Linked DNA regions of Mus musculus: region 1 is linked to region 2. The links are chromatin loops, found by intact Hi-C in ENCODE. Cell type or tissue: left cerebral cortex. All regions are shown on one strand.

Evidence for each region. Peaks named below come from ENCODE experiments on the same cell type or tissue, not always from the same donor. Only the 100,000 strongest peaks of a DNase experiment are listed, where the experiment ranks them.
Region 1: it touches region 2 in a loop (5-fold over the local background); 1 of 42 quality-filtered maps calls a loop at or near these places.

The regions. Positions count from the first base shown.
Region 1 is chr11:60,348,088-60,356,087 of GRCm38, forward strand. It overlaps Tom1l2 (target of myb1-like 2 (chicken)), which reads right to left and starts at 4,818. Exons shown (of 15, transcript NM_153080.3): 1 at 4,670-4,818. The coding sequence starts at 4,721. Drc3 (dynein regulatory complex subunit 3) reads left to right here and starts at 5,293. Exons shown (of 14, transcript NM_029044.2): 1 at 5,293-5,345; 2 at 6,015-6,113. In left cerebral cortex, CTCF peaks have their summits at 3,362 (motif pointing right), 3,920 and 4,123; DNase peaks (open chromatin) are centred at 3,429, 4,181 and 5,010; H3K4me3 peaks cover 2,428 bases; H3K27ac peaks cover 1,295 bases.
Region 2 is chr11:60,533,090-60,541,089 of GRCm38, forward strand. Alkbh5 (alkB homolog 5, RNA demethylase) reads left to right here and starts at 4,594. Exons shown (of 4, transcript NM_172943.4): 1 at 4,594-6,106. The coding sequence starts at 5,334. In left cerebral cortex, CTCF peaks have their summits at 4,094 and 4,598; DNase peaks (open chromatin) are centred at 3,572, 4,176, 4,530, 4,880 and 4 more places; H3K4me3 peaks cover 4,731 bases; H3K27ac peaks cover 3,078 bases.

The DNA of each region.
Region 1 (8,000 bases), 190 kb before region 2:
TAGGGCTATACAGAGAAACCCTGTCTCAAAAAAAAAAAAAAATATATATATATATATATTGCCCGCCAGAGTAGGGCTTCATCTTGTCACTGAACCTTACCTACCCCATTCCCCACACCAACCTCTTTCCTCACCATACCCTCCTCTTGGCCTACAGAGTACCTCAGAGGACATGCCCGTCCCTTCCTTTACTCTCTTCTGACATCTAAGCACCTACATCTTGTCACCAGTCCAGGCAGCTCTGTTTTTTCTCCCAAAGCCCTAAATCCCAGGTCCAGAGATCCTGGCTGTCTCACCTACTGGTGAAACTGTTGTTCTCTCTTTAGAACCTCAGTTTCCCCATTTCTAAAATGGGAAGGACAACCAATCACAAAACAGCTAGATGGAGCAAATGATCCTTAGAGAACTACTTTTAGCAACTGTCTTAAATACCTATTTGTATTTTATGTGCATGTGTATGAGCCTGAGTGCATGTATGTGTACCACAAGCATGTAGGAGCCGATGGAGATCTTCCAGAATTAGTTATAGGCAATTGTGAGGCAACACGTTGCTACTGGCAGCTGATCCTGGGTCATTTGCAAGACCAATTGGTGCTCTTGACCTCAGAGCTATCTCTCCAGCCCTGTAGCTGCTATTACATTTTTTAGAGATTTATCTACTTATAATTTTTATGAGTATGGGTGTTTTGCCTACACATGTCTGTGTATCACATGCATACTTGTTGACAGTCTACAGAGCCAGAAGAGTCTCAGAGTTCCTGAGACTGGAGTTAACAAATGGTCGTGAGCTATTGTGTGGATACTGGAAATCGAATCTGGGTCTTTGGGAAGGGCAGCCAGGGTTTTTAATTGATGAACCATCTCTTCAGTCCCTCAGCCACTGTTTTACGCATTAGCCTTGTGGTCACTATTTCTCTACACCCTTTCCCCATTCCCAAAACATACCATTTGTTGCTGATGATGGTTTCTTGGAATAGGGTCTCATATAACCCATGACAGCCTCACATTCTCAATGTAGCTGAGGCTGGCTTTGAACTCATAATCCTGCTGGTTCCACCTCCTCCTGGGATTACTAGTATTCACCACCATTCTGAGCATAGGTACATACTTTTTAAAAAATTAAAGTACCAAAAATCACCTTTACTCTTTGCCACAATCCTACAGAACATCCACTAAAATTTCAACCTCTCAATTTATCATTTTTATATGCTAAAATGACCAAGGCCCAGCTGCTGGCTCGTAGCTGCCTAGCAACATGCTCCCTTTATCATCTTCATGATCAAATTTCCTTTTCTTATTTATTTTGTGTGTGTTTGCCTGTATGTGTACATATGCACCACTCACATACCACAAAGGCCAAAAACGGGTGTCAAATCCCCTGTAACACCAGTTCCCTGGTTGTGAGCTGCCATGTGGATACTGGGAACTGAACTTGTGAACTCTGTAAGAGGAACAAGTGCTCATAATAAGAATCACCTAGGTCGGGCTGGAGAGATGGCTCAGTGGATAAGAGCACCAACTGCTCTTCCGAAGGTCCTGAGTTCAAATCCCAGCAATCACATGGTGGCTCACAACCATCTGTAAAGGGATCCGATGCTCTCTTCTGCCATGCAGGTGTACATAAGGATAGAGCCCTCATATACATAAAATAAATAAATAAGTATTTTTTAAAAACCTATCCAGCCCTTTAAGTGTCTTTTATAAGCAATAGTGGATGATCTAAGGCCTGGGAGGGTACTTTCCTTCACAGATCATAAACCAGCCAGATCACATAGCCACTTCTGATAGAAAACCCAGCCCTGACTGTTCTGCTGTAAACAGAGAACGCAATTCACAGAGTCTCTACAATGTTCTAGATAAGAGATCAAGTGCTAGCAGACATGAACCCTTCAAAGTAAGCACTCAGTAAGACACAGGTCTCTCCCCGCCCTTCCCTCCTTTTGCTCAGCAGACAGTCACTCTCAGGCTTGGAATGCCTACACAACCTTCTGAGGTTCCATAATCAAGGTCATTTGATGCAGGTCACATCTAACATGTTTACTTATTTCCATCCATTCAAATGGCCCTACATCCCTTACTTCTCTCTACATTCTGCCCTTCATATGCCTCAGCTTCCCTCCCCTACCCCCCACTCCACCCCTCTAGTTCCCTGGCTTGAGCTCAACATTGGGTGGAGAAGTGAATTTAGACTGCGCTGAAAGGGCACTTGGAGAGAAGAGGAAGACAGAAAGGAGAGTGGGTGGGAGACACAGTCGGGGCTGCAGAGAGGACTCGGTGCTGAACAGCACTTGCTGCCCAATCGTGAGAACTGGGGTTTGGATCCCAGCACCCATATCAGCTGGATCACAAATGCCTGTAACTCTGCACCATGGAATCTGATGCCCTCTTCTTCCTCCACGGGCACCCTATTCACACTCACACCGACGCATGCACACACATACATAAATAAAATAAAATCTTTTCAATATAAGAGGGGAGGCTGGAGAGATAACTCAGTGGTAGAGAGCACTGGTGCTCTCCCAAAGGATCCAGGTCTGACTCTCAGCACCCACATGGCAGCTCACAGCTGTCTGTAATTCCAGTTCCAGGTTCTGACACCCTCTTCTGGCCTCTGTGAGCACAAGGAATCAAGTGGTGTATAGACATACATGAAGGCAAAACAAACACATAAAATTGAAATATTTATATATATACATGCACATATATGTGTTTATATGTAAACACATAAAATTGCAGTATTTACATACACACACATATACATACAGAGAAAAAGAGATACTTGAGTGAACATCAGAGAAAGAAGCGTCATAGAAGTGGGAAAAGACTTTCAGGTCCCAGAATCCATGATCACTTATAAAAGACACTTTATCAAAAAAGAACAGAATGGCAGGGTGTGGTGGCACACACCTTTAATCCCAGCACGTGAGAGGCAGAGGCAAGCGAATTTCTGAGTTTGAGGCCAGCCTGGTCTACAAAGTGAGTTCCAGGACAGCCAGGGCTACACCGAGAAACCCTGTCTCAAAAAACAAAAACAAAAAGCCAAAAGCCAAAAACCAAAACCAAACAAACAAAAAACCCAAAAGGAACAGAATGCTCCCAAATGTCAATCAACAACAGAAAAAGCCTCCGTAAGTTTGTAAGCTTAACAACAGAAAAGTAGGCTATAAATTCATATACAAAGTAGAAACAAGCAAGTCTCTACTGCTTGAACTATAAGACCCATAAGGATAGTACAGAGCCCAGTTCATAAAAGATGATTTCAACCAGCCGGCAGACCCAACTTTAATTTTCAAAAATGTTACATATGTGGGCGTTTTGTTTGCCTGTCTGTGCACCATTTACATGGTATGTTTAGGTATGTATATAAAAGACACCAGAAGAGGGCAATCAATCCCCTGGATGTGAAGTTACAGCCAGTTGTGAGCCACTATGCAGTGCCAGGGCCTGAATCTGGATTAACAGCCAATGTCTTTAACCGGTGAGCCAGTTCTCCAGCCCCAAGTTTGTTTGTTTTTAAAGCTAGTCAGCACTTTTGACTGATCTGTTGGCATAAGCTCCCACCTTGGATGAAAGGCCAAATTGCTTTATTATTCATTACTTGCAGTGCTGGATCCTAGATCAAATCCAGGATTTTGTGTGTGCTAAGTTAATGCTCTACCACTGGACTATTCCCTGGTCTGCCAGTGTTTTCTTCTGTAAGGAAACTTCACAGCGGCCAGTGCCATTCCTTATGCAGCATGCGGCCCGCCTCTAACTCCTTACACTACTGACAGCTGCTCTGATTACTCTACTACCACTTTATGTAGTGGGAGAGCAAGAGGCAATGTAAGGAGACGCTTAATATCAACAAGGAAGATTCAGAACTTTAGAACTTGAAGAGTCCCACCACATCTTATCTCCAAATACCCCGTGTGGCAGACAAGAGAACGTCAAAATATAAAGCGCACAAGGTCAGGAGGAGCGTCCCTGGCAAAGTCACTACTGGAGTCCAAGTTTCCGGGATCCAATGGACTGCTTATCAACAAAGCAGCCCTGCCTCCCTTCTTTCCTAGGAGGCCTAGGAGATTCTGCCGCCACGCCATCCCCCTGCCAAGCCAGTCACTTTCCCCGAGGGCCTCCCCCATCCCAGTCCCTCCTACAGCCTGACTGAGTTGCAGCTCAAATTAGAAGTCGTGCAGCATGGGGCATTTTCTGGGAAAGTGCCCAGCCTCAGAGCCATTGGTACCAATGAGCAGGGACAAGGACGGAAGAAAGAGTTCCATTCCACAAAGGCTCCGGGAGACAGAGGCCCTGGGAGCAAAGGCAGCGAGATACCTGGGGAAGAGTACTCGCAGTGACATCTCCCAATACGCAAGGGTAAGCAGACTAGCATGGACACTACTTCTGGGGAGAGACTTGAAAGGCTGGGCCCTGATGGGCAGGGATGCCGGGGACCTCTCTAAGTCCAATCGGCACCTCGGGGGAGCCTCCTTGTAGGGTGAGGTGGCACCAGCGTCAGGCAGAGGCCTCGTGACAAGGATGCCCAGTCCACCTTTGAGATGACACCACTTATTGGCAGAGGCCCAACCCGCACGTGAGGTGATTTCAGTGCCGGGAGGAGGCCCGCGGATCTCACCAGCCCGGTCAGCCGCTGTGGCTCACTCGACGCCTGCCCCACGCGCGGCCTTACCAAGACACTGCCCTACAGGGGTGCTGAACGGATTCCCCAGCAGGAACTCCATCTCGGCGGGCCTCGTTCCAGCCCGGACTCCTGTGTGCCACGGGTCTCCGCTGCCCGCGCCGCGTTCTGCCCTGACTGACACTTGCCCCCGCCCCACCCTCCGGAACGCTGAGCGCCCGGCCTGACCTCGCCCTCTGGGTGCATCTCTATTGGGCAGCGTCTAACCAGCCCACTTCCGATTGGACGACACTCCACTCTCAGTGAAGTCCCACCCACCCCGCGGCGTCCGATTGGGCACGAAGCAAGCTAAGTCACTAGGGTCTCCGTCAGCCTAGCGGCACAACCCCCGGACCCGCCTCCAAACGAGTGGCCGTTCTTCTTGATTCATTAGCACGTTGGTCAGTCTAGAGAATCTTTACTATTATTGGATAAAAGGTGTGTCAATCGTTTACATAGGCGGGCAGAAAGAAAGCGTAACTAGAAGTTGAAGCTCGTTGACTGTGCTGATTGGAGAAACGTTTGTTTTCTTCAAGTCTGGTTGGTGTTAGAAATATGGCCACGTGACGAATCAACTTTCACCCAGGATATTTATCGCTTGACTTCCCCTTAGCAACCAAGTGGCGGTGTTTGGTTCCCCAGCAACCAAACGAAGCGTCTACTGCAAGGGGAGACAGTCCTTAGGAAGGTAAGAATCAAGAGTTTAGCTCCAGAAGATTAGAGGTTGCATGATTGAGGTCTGTCTTGTAACTCTTCTTGGAGGACTCCGACCTGACCCGTCTCATCTGTAAAATGAGCACACATGTCATTTTTACACTTGTACTGAGACTTAATCGGGCTTTTGAAAAAGAAAAGAGCGTATAAAATCTTAAACTAGCAAAAGCAAGTAGGAAAAGGGTCCATCAGCCAGTTTCCTGGCCTGATTCGTTTCACTGAAAGAGAGGTACCCGATACACTGATAACTCATTCTAGAGTTTGGCTGTTATATCCATCCTCTTGATCTGCAATAAGGTATTTCATTTGGTGCCGTATGAAGTGTTTGCGATGAGAATAAAGATATCAAGGTTCCATCTCAGTCTCTGTCAGTAATTCACTCTATGACTTTGGTCACAGACCCCCCCCCCGGCCCCCCACATACACACATACCTCAAGCCTCAATTTCCCTATCTGGGAAGTAGGGACACTAAGATGTCCCTTTTAAATAGCTCCCAGAACTGGCATGGAGTTAAATAAGTGGAGTGCACTGAGAGTACGACAAGGACTTATTCTCATCAGTTGCTTTTATTCTCATTACTGTGGGACTCATAGGGTCTACATAGTGTTTCAGGTCCAGCTAACCCAGGCTGTTGTTTCCCAGGTAAACCAGTGACGAGGCTACCTGGTTGATTTGTTTGTAAAGCTTTCTGCTGCTTCTCCACATCCTACCTCTGGTCTTCACCAAGGACACTATCATCAGGCAAGTCAATGGGACCCCCATTTGGATAAATTATTGACATCCTCCCCATAGGGGAGGATTCTTTGGGCCTTGTTCTGTAGGCAGAGAACATGTGACAATGTCTGTCCCTAGTGTGCTGGGTACAATAGAGTTGTGATTAAGAAAGTGGATTCTGTGTTAGACATGAGGTCGTGCCTCTTGGTAAATCTTCATATTAGTCAATCGAGAAATTTCTCTTACAGAGATCCCTACTGTGTGCTTTCATAGTTCCATACACCCACTAACCTGTCAATGTTTGTAAGTAGATATTGGGATAATTTATTTAATTCAAGTGTGGTTCAGAAGTCAGGCCACACCTCTTCAGTATCCTTTCACAAGGTTGGTTATAGAGAGCCGCTCTGACCTTGTAGCTTTCACAAAGTTCTCTCTTTCACTCCTTACAGATGTGAGCAAACCCAGCTTCCCCTGATTCCTGGGCCAAGACATACCTGAATTGCAACTTTACTCTCTTAACTAAGCCTGCCACCGTGCCAGGAGTCATGTAGACTAGGTCAGGTCAGGTCACATGGTATAGAACTAAAAGCCACCACTGTCGTTGTCCCCCCCCCCGCCCCCCAAAACTGTGAGTCGTAAGTCCCTTTGTTCTCTGGATCTGAGGGAGCTAATGGAACTGGAAGATTTGTCTTTCTCTTCTGGGCACCATGTGGCTGCCAAGATTCTGATGCAATCTCTCCTAGTGCCCTCTCACTTCAGGGCTCCTCATGGCTGTCTGTGGCCTCGAACCTCTGACTCTCCTAGCAAAATTCTTCTGGAGGGCAATTGATTTTAGCACTACTCCTCTTTCAAACACTATTATTGGGTCAATCAATTACTTTAGCTTAGGCATAACCTTCCAAACTAGATTTTGTCTCAGACCTTCCTATAAACTAAGTTCCTAGTGATGTCCCACCCCTCTGTATTACAACCACTCTGGTCACTCACTTTCCCCTCCCCTCCCCTTCCTTTCCTTTCCATTTTTGTTTGTTTGTTTGTTTGTTTTGACACAGGTCCCTCTGTGTAGCTCAAGCTGGCCTCATACTATGTAGACCAGGCTGGCCTCAAAAAGTCACAGGGATCTGCTTGTATCTGCCTCCCAAGCGCTAGGACTTGCACCACCACTCCTGGCTAGCCTCACTCCTTTTGTAATTCTTGCCACAACAGCTATAATAAAAACTAAAATCCGATCCATCTTCACCTTACAAGCCCTAGGAGCTTGCCAGCCATTATGGAATACAAATGCAATATAGACCCTGTATCACTTCTGCTTTCCAGCTTGGGGTCTTCACTGGGTTATCGTCTCTTCTTGCTTTCTTTTCTTTTTATCCCTCATATTGTATCTTCCCTGATCAAGCCAACTGACCCTACTAGGTGTTTTCACCATTCCCCACACCTACTAAGATGTTTGTAAGTAAATGCTGGTATAACAATTTAATTCAACTCTGAAACAAAGGACCTGTCCAAGGCTCACAGCATGTGGTAGTTATTTGATATGGATGTGTGGACTAAATACAGGTCCTTTCTTAGACAGATGTAAAAAAAAAAAAAAAAAAGAAAGAAAGAAAAGTAAAGAAAAAAAAAAAAAGCCAGGCAGTGGTGGTGCACATCTTTAATCCCAGCACTTGGGAGGCAGAGGCAGGTAGATTTCTGCGTTCGAGACCAGCCTGGTCTTACAGAGTGAGTTCCAGGACAGCCAGGGCTACATGGAGAAACCCTGCCTCAAAAAACAAAAAACAAAACAACAACAACAAAAAAAATTGACAGATGTAGAGTGGGGAGTTATCTACCTAACAGGAAAAAGACTTAAGCCGGTGACGTTACTTTTCAAAAGATACACAGTCAGAGGCAAAGTCCTCTCTGGGTGTAAACATT
Region 2 (8,000 bases):
CTGAGTGTTTGGACCCACAAGAATGACAGCAAGGATATGGGCCAATTAATCATGTCACCACATCCTAAAAATACAAAAGGCTTATGATCAGACTGTCTTACCTGCTAACAGTACAAAAATAATCCCTGGTAATCCCAACTGACCTGAACTTTACTGTACATGTGTCTGTGTGTTTGTCTTTTCTTCATTCCCTCAATACCCTTACCTAGGGTTCTGGGACTAGGCACAGGTTGGTGTGGTGAGGTTCGGGATAGAGAAGTGCCAGCCTAATATGGGACAACAGAGGAGGGATGTCTGGGCAACATGGAAGACTAAAGAAACTAACTCACGAAGGCTTGGTACTCAGGCAAGCACAGTGGAGCACATCATGATTCAGGATACTGAAATATCCAAAACCTCTTTCCTGCCTCCCTCCCCCTGTGGTCAAGGGACTGGGCTTGCCCGAATTTTCGGGTTGACATACACCTCTAGCTCTCTCCTGCTCAGGCTCAGCAGCCACTTAAGGGAATCGTCTCTGAGTGGTTGGAGACCTGAGAGGACTGTATTCACACTCCACTTGTTTGCTCATTAGTTGTGTGGTTGCTTGCCCTCTGAGCCTTTGCTTGGACAAGTGCAGTCTGAGTGTTCATTAATATGCCCAGCATAGGATACAAATGAATGTCAGGGATGGTCATACGTTGTTGTTGTGTATGCGTACTTGTGTGTGCAAGTGTGAGAACAGGTATTTGTGTGTGGAGACCAGAGGTCTGAGGTCGATGTCAAGTCTCTTCCTTGATGATTTTTCTGTGTTAGTGTTGTGATACAGGGTCTCTCACTGATCTTGAAGTTCACCAACTCACTAGGCTATCTGTCTTCAGTCACTCCAGAAGAGGGCGTCAGATCTTGTTACAGATGGTTGTGAGCCACCATGTGGTTGCTGGGATTTGAACTCTGGACCTTCGGAAGAACAGTCGGGTGCTCTTACCCACTGAGCCATCTCACCAGCCCCTAGGCTATCTGTCAATACGCTGCAGGACTCTGGCTGTCTCCAAAATGTTCACCAGCATCCCACTGCCCCTACTGCTGGGGCTACAGGCATGCATCATCCAGCTTCTTTACATGGGTGCTGGGGATCTGACTTCTACTCTTTATGTTTATGTCCCAGGTACTTTGCAGACTAAGCATCTCTCCAGCCCTACATTGTCTTAAAGGCACTTGGGAGAAGTTTCATTTGGTAAACCTGAGTTCAGCCCCCAGAATCCAAGGTTTTTGTTTTTGTTTTTTAAATAAGTAGACAACTGTAATTTTGCGACTGGGGAGGCTAAGACAGGATTCCCAGACCAGCCTAGCCTACTTAGCAAGTTCCAGGCCAGCAGAAGATCCTGTCTCAAAATATGGTAGGCAGCACTCCAGTAATAATACCTGAGGTTGGCTTTGAATATGCATGTCACAATGTACCTACACACAAATGCACTGCACACACATGAACACACATACATAAAGGTAAGTTTAAGAGGCAAAGGTAGGAAGATCTGTTCAAAGGCATCCTCTGCTATAGAACAAGACCTTGTCTCAAGAAACAATATCAGGGAGGGGCAGGAGAGGATTGGGAGTGACAATGGAAATCACCAGGGTCATCTCTGGTGACTAGCTGGAGGCCTGGGACTGGAGACGATACGGGGAGTCTATGGGGTGACTCTAGCTGAGATTTCTACCAGAGGGGGATATAAAGTCTGAAGTGACTGCCTCCTGTAGCCAGGCAGGATTTTGTCTTGCCCACAAGATGTGCAGGGATAAAGATGAATCAGAGACTGAGGGAACAGCCAACCAATGATTGCTCCAACTGGAGAACCATTCCATGTGAGAGAGAGCTGGCCCAACACTACTAATGATACTTTGCTATGCTTGCAGACAGGAACCTAGTGTAACTGTCTCCTGATGAGGCTTCATCCAGCAGATGGAGGCAGATACAGAGACCCTCAGCCAAACATCATGAGGAGTCCAAGGAGTCTTGTGGAAGAGTTGGGGATAGAAGTGAGCAAGGAAGAGGGTTCAAAGACACCATGAGAAAAACCACAGCATCAACTAACCTGGGGCCATGGGGCTCACAGAGCCTGGGCCACCAACCAGGGAGCATACAGGAGCTGGACCTGGACCCTACACATTTGTAGCAAATGTGCAGCTTGGTCTTCATGTGGGTCCCCTAACAAGTGGAGTGGGAGCTGTCTGGGTCTGTTTCTTGCCCTTCCCCCTACCTGGACTGCCTGGTTAGGCCTCAGTGGGAGAGGATGTGCCTAGTTCTCCTGGGACTACATGTCCCAGGGTGGGGTGCTACCCAAGGCGGGGGCTACCCTTTCTCTGAAAAGAAGGGAAGTAGGCAGTGGAGGGAGGGATTTGTAAGGTTGGGACTTGGATGACAGAGGGGAGCTGTGTAGGGATGTAAAGGGGGGAAAAAGACAAATAAGTAAAATGTAAAAAACAAAAAAACAAAAACAAAAACCAGGGTCTTTAATCCCAACACTCGGGAGATAAAGGCAGTCGGATCTCTGTGAGCTCAAGGCCAGCCTGGTCTATAGATCAAGCTCCAGACAGCCAAGACTACACAGAGAACCTCTATCTTGAAAGAAACAAAACAAAACCAACACAAACCAACCAACCAACCAAACAAACAAATTTTACTATGTGCCATGCCCTGGATAAATGCTAACTCATTTAATCCCTAAAATATCCCAGTGAGGCTGGTATAATTATGAAATTGCTGCTGGAGTGCGGACAGTATTGGACTTGTGCAAGTGGCCTTGTGAAGTTCAACCCAGGCAGCCTGGCTTTTTCCCCACAGGATCTGGGCTTGACTAAAAAGCACAGTCAAGGAGAAAACACCCTGGGATTGGAGAGTTCAACCTATGGGATAGTCGCTTAAAAAAAAAAAAATCTTTTTCTGAGGCAGTCTATGTAGCCCTGGCTGGCCCTGAACTCCTGAGGTACATACACACACACACACAAAACTTAGTGCTGGGTTTAAAGGTGTGCACCGTACCCAAAGAGGGTCATTTTTGCCTGGGTGAGCAGAGCTGGGGACCTTAGCTATTAGGTGCATCTGGGTGCAGTGGTAAAGAGCTCCCGCCATGAAAGGCAGATCAGAGGCTTAGAGAGCTGGGCTCCTGAAAAGCTTCAATCTGCCCAGGCAAACTGCTCAGGTAAGAGACCCACCAGGTGTTCACACAGTACAGACCGGGCTCAAGTCCAGTTCAGCTGGCTTTGCCCTTCAGTCCATCTTCTACCTGCAGCTGCCCTTCCACCCTCTCTCTGTCACCTGGGCCCAAGGGGCTGCCCCGGGAATCCCCAGACCCATTTCCCTTTTGTCTGCCTGCTGTTTGGGAGAGAGGGTGGCCTGGATTCCCTAATTTCTTGGCTTTCCACTCCACAAACTTTTCCAAGTTACCACACAGTCCCCACTTTCCAACAGAGACTGCTGCCACCCTCAGTTTTCAGATTAGAAGACTGAGGTCTGGATGCTGTATCAGCAATCCTTCTGCTGCGTCATTCCATCCTCACAACCACCGTTCGAGGTAAGTACTGGTTCCTGGTTTTACACACCAGACTCTGGGATGCCTGGAAGACAAGGGGTGAGCTGTGTGACAGACACTGTAGATGGACAGGCATTACAGATGACAGACAGCATGGACAGCCAGGAGGGGCGGCGATATATGAAAATCTGACGGAGTATCAAAGACTGGAAAAGGGACTGGGAACCAGAAAAGGAAGCTGGAATTCATCTTGGGGAGGTTCAGAGCAGAACCTCTTTGCTATTCCTATTTGCTGGAGTGCCCAGGGACCTCCAGCACGGCTAAACCTTTGTTCAGGCTTTCTCCTCCGCTTCAGGATTTTTTATTGTTTGGGTTTGTTGTAGTTGTTTTGAGACAGAGGCTCGCTGTGTAGCCTAGGTTGGCATCCAATTTGTGAGCTATCCTCCAACCAGTCTCCAGAGTGCTGAGACGCATTTACCATCCCACTGTGCAATTTATTTATTTTCTGTCTGAAGAATATTTCCAATTTGGACCGATCCGTGGTAAATCTGCGCCCTTCAGACAGGAAAGCCTTTTTGTCGCCCCCTATAACAACGCCCAACCCCAGTAGGAACGTGACGTGCCCGTGCGCGTGCCCGCGGCTGCGCGACCCGTGGGCAGTCCCGGGACGTGACTTGTGGAACGTCCGCTTCGGGAAGCGATGGCGGCGGGAATGGGGTGTGGGTGCCCGGACCGCGCGCCTCCAGCTTTTGTTGTCCTGGCTTGCTCCACAGTTTGGGCCTGATGCTCTCCTGCCCGTAATTTTAACTTTCCACTGTTTCCGAAGCTTCACCGGAGTCCTGAGGGCTTTTCGTCGCCGAGAACTCCATTCAGGCACTTACTTAGCCACCCATTCACTCTTCAGGGGTCCTCGAGCTTCTGCCCGAAGCTAATTAAGTGATGGACGCAGTAGCCAAGGAGACTAGTTGATTGACAAGCATGATTTACCAACCGACTCTGGAAACTCCAGTCCGTGTTTGCCCAACGCGTGGCCGGCAGTCCAATTAAGAAAGTGGAAGCTCCAAAGGGGGCGGTCACGGGGCGGACTGGGTTGTGGCGATTCCCGAGGATTTGTGCGCTGGAAGCTGAGGCGTCTGCGGGCATCCGCACGATGCCGTGACGCGGCAGCGCTGTCCAGTGGACACCGCGAGCACACTCCGGCGGGTGGAGTCCCTCGGCCCCGGAGGCGGCTTGGCGTGCAGGCAAATTGTTGTTTTCGGGAGCTGTTCTCGAAGCTTTCCGCGGGTGGGGGGAGGGGCGGCGGCCGACGAGCGGGCCTCGTCTGCGCATGCGCCGGCCTCTCCGCCGACTGGGCGGCACGCACGCGCATGCTCAAAGTACGTGGAGTCTCGTGGCCGCCGGCAGTGCGCACGCGCGTCGAGAAGCCCGCTAAGGAGCGGCGCTGTCGGAGGTCGGGCGGGCTGGCGGTGACGTCGTGAGGAGAGCTTTAAAGTGCGGGCCGGGCCGGGCGTCTGAGGGTCCGACCGGGAGTCTGGCGGAGTCTTGGCCGAAGCCCTCCGCGGCATGAGGCGCTGCCGGCGCCTTTTTCCCTCAGGACGCGGAGAAGGTGGAGGAGGAGGAAGCCCCGCTGTAGCTGGTGCTGCATGACCGACCGCGGCTGAGGTTCGACCCCTTCCCGGCCCCTCTACGCCTACCCCTTTGGTCCCTTGAGCCACGCATGGGGGCCTGGCACTGAGGACCCTCGCTTCCCTTTCGGGTCCCTTTCGGGTCCCCTGAGAGCCATGCCGGACCGCCGCGGAGGACCCTAGAGTTGAGTTGGCGGGGGCCATGGCGGCCGCCAGCGGCTACACCGACCTGCGGGAGAAGCTCAAGTCCATGACGTCCCGGGACAACTACAAGGCGGGCAGTCGGGAGGCCGCCGCCGCTGCGGCCGCCGCCGTGGCTGCCGCTGCCGCTGCCGCGGCCGCCGCTGAGCCTTACCCGGCGTCCGGGACCACCAAGCGGAAATACCAGGAGGACTCGGACCCCGAGCGCAGCGACTACGAGGAGCATCAGTTGCAGAAGGAGGAAGAGGCGCGCAAGGTGAAGAGCGGCATCCGGCAGATCCGGCTCTTCAGTCAGGATGAGTGCTCCAAGATCGAGGCCCGCATCGATGAGGTGGTGTCCCGCGCCGAGAAGGGCCTGTACAACGAGCACACGGTGGACCGGGCCCCCCTGCGCAACAAGTACTTCTTCGGCGAGGGCTACACGTACGGGGCCCAGCTGCAGAAGCGCGGGCCGGGCCAGGAGCGCCTCTACCCGCCGGGCGACGTCGACGAGATCCCGGACTGGGTGCATCAGCTGGTGATCCAGAAGCTGGTGGAGCACCGCGTCATCCCCGAGGGCTTCGTCAACAGCGCGGTCATCAACGACTACCAGCCCGGCGGCTGCATCGTGTCCCACGTTGACCCCATCCACATCTTCGAGCGCCCCATCGTGTCCGTGTCTTTCTTCAGCGACTCGGCACTTTGCTTCGGCTGCAAGTTCCAGTTCAAGCCCATCCGGGTGTCGGAACCTGTGCTTTCTCTGCCGGTGCGCAGGGGGAGCGTGACTGTGCTCAGGTAACACACCTGGGAGGAGGGGCTGGCCCTGCACCCTGCCGCCTAAAAGTGTCCACCCGGTTCCGGGGAAGCCACAGCTGGCGGGAGCCGGTTCTTATTATGGTTCTGACTCGCCTTTTTTCTTTTTGCGTGCAAACCATAGGAAGCTTGTGTCTGAAACTCATAGCAGGATAAGACTAATGTGGAATTGTGTACCTGCAGGCAGGTTTGAAGTGGCCATAGTAGCTTATCTGAGAATTCATCTGAAAGCATCTTTCTGAAGACTAGCATAGGAGTTCGAGTTCTATGAATGTGGTCTCCTTGTCTTGCATTTTGTTTTATCGTTTTGGGGGTGGGGATGGGGTGAGGGTCTCAGGTCGCCCAGGCTAGCCTTCAACCTTCTACACAAAGGAGGATGATCTTGAATGTCTGATTCTCCTGTCTTGGCCTCCCAGGTGCTGAGATTACAGATGTGCACTGGCCAGTTTTTTTTGTTGTTGTTGTTGTTGTTGTTGTTGTTGTTGTTTTTTTTTTTTTTTTTTTTTTTTTTTGGTGGTGCCTAGAGAATGAACACAAGGCTTCATGTTTTCCTTTTGGTTTAAAGCAAATCACTTTCGGTTTTGGACCTCATTTCCATATCTTAAAAACCTGTGCTTAACTAAAGTTTTCCCTGTTTTGTTAAGTTTATCTAAAAGTTTTCTCTGTTCTGTTTTTTTTTTTTTGTTGTTGTTTAACAAAATGTAATGGATTCCTTAACAGAAAATGCAGAGTCCTTGACTTTTGGGGGATTTTTGATATAGATTTCTCCATTCTCAGGAAGAATGATTTTTTGGTATTGAACATTGTAATGGTTTGGCCAGAAATAAGTGCAGCATGCTCTTAAAATTCTTGCTTAGTTTTAGGCCTCTGTAGGACACTTTGTAGAAATGCCATAGCAGTTATGGGGATCCAGTAAAACAAAATACAGCTGGTTTGCTGACCTGGTGTTTGGCCTTGTGATTTGGTGACCACATCTTAGGCTCTTGGCCAGTTGGGGCCCCAGATCCTGCTAAGAATTAGCTCAGTGCCCTGCCCAGCAGAGTAAATCATCTGTTGGAACACTGCTAGTGTTTATATGAAGTGAAATTTTATTTGGAGGATGTCTCCATTCAGCCCTAAAAAAGGTAAGCCTGGTTAAGGGACTTTTACTAATTCTCATCGTGAGGCCTAGATTGCAACTGTTCTGAGTGTCTCAGATGTGCGTGGTGCTTCCAGATGGTTGTCTTGACAAAACGTTTTTAGAAGGGATTTCCAGCTGGTAGTTAGTGCATGCCTGTGTGTATGCTCAAACTCGTGAAGCTGGAGCAGGAAGAGTGCTGTAAGTCTCAAAAGATCTACCCACTCTACCAAAAGAAGGTATTTCTAGGGAGCTTGCTGTTTAAGGAAGATTATGGGGACGGGGTTGTTGAAGTTTCTTGGTGCTGAAAGGATTTTATGTGGAGACCATTTGGTCATTTATTGGGTTATTTTTCCTCGTGGTCATAGACCTTTTAGGTTATCTAGAGGTTTGGCAGTGATTGGCTGCTTAGTGGGGGATTCTTAAGACACTGAGACTCCCCCAACATGGTCACACCAGATTTAAAAGCAGAACTTTCAGATTCTTATTGTGAAGGTCTGTTAGTGATTAACAAGATTGCATCATCAGGAAAATTGTCTTCTCTTTGCAGTAGTAAAGTCCTAAAGCTTTCCCAGTCCTTTCCAACCCTTCCTGGATTCAGACTTGGCTCCAGAGTTAGTGTAGGAGGCCCAGCCACATTCTGAAAAGTGCTGCCCCAGGCTTTGAGTACAGCTCTCACTTGCTTTGGGTACTTATTTATTTATCTTGAGACAGTCTTGCCCTATAGCGTAGGCTGGCCTCCAACTCAACACTAATACT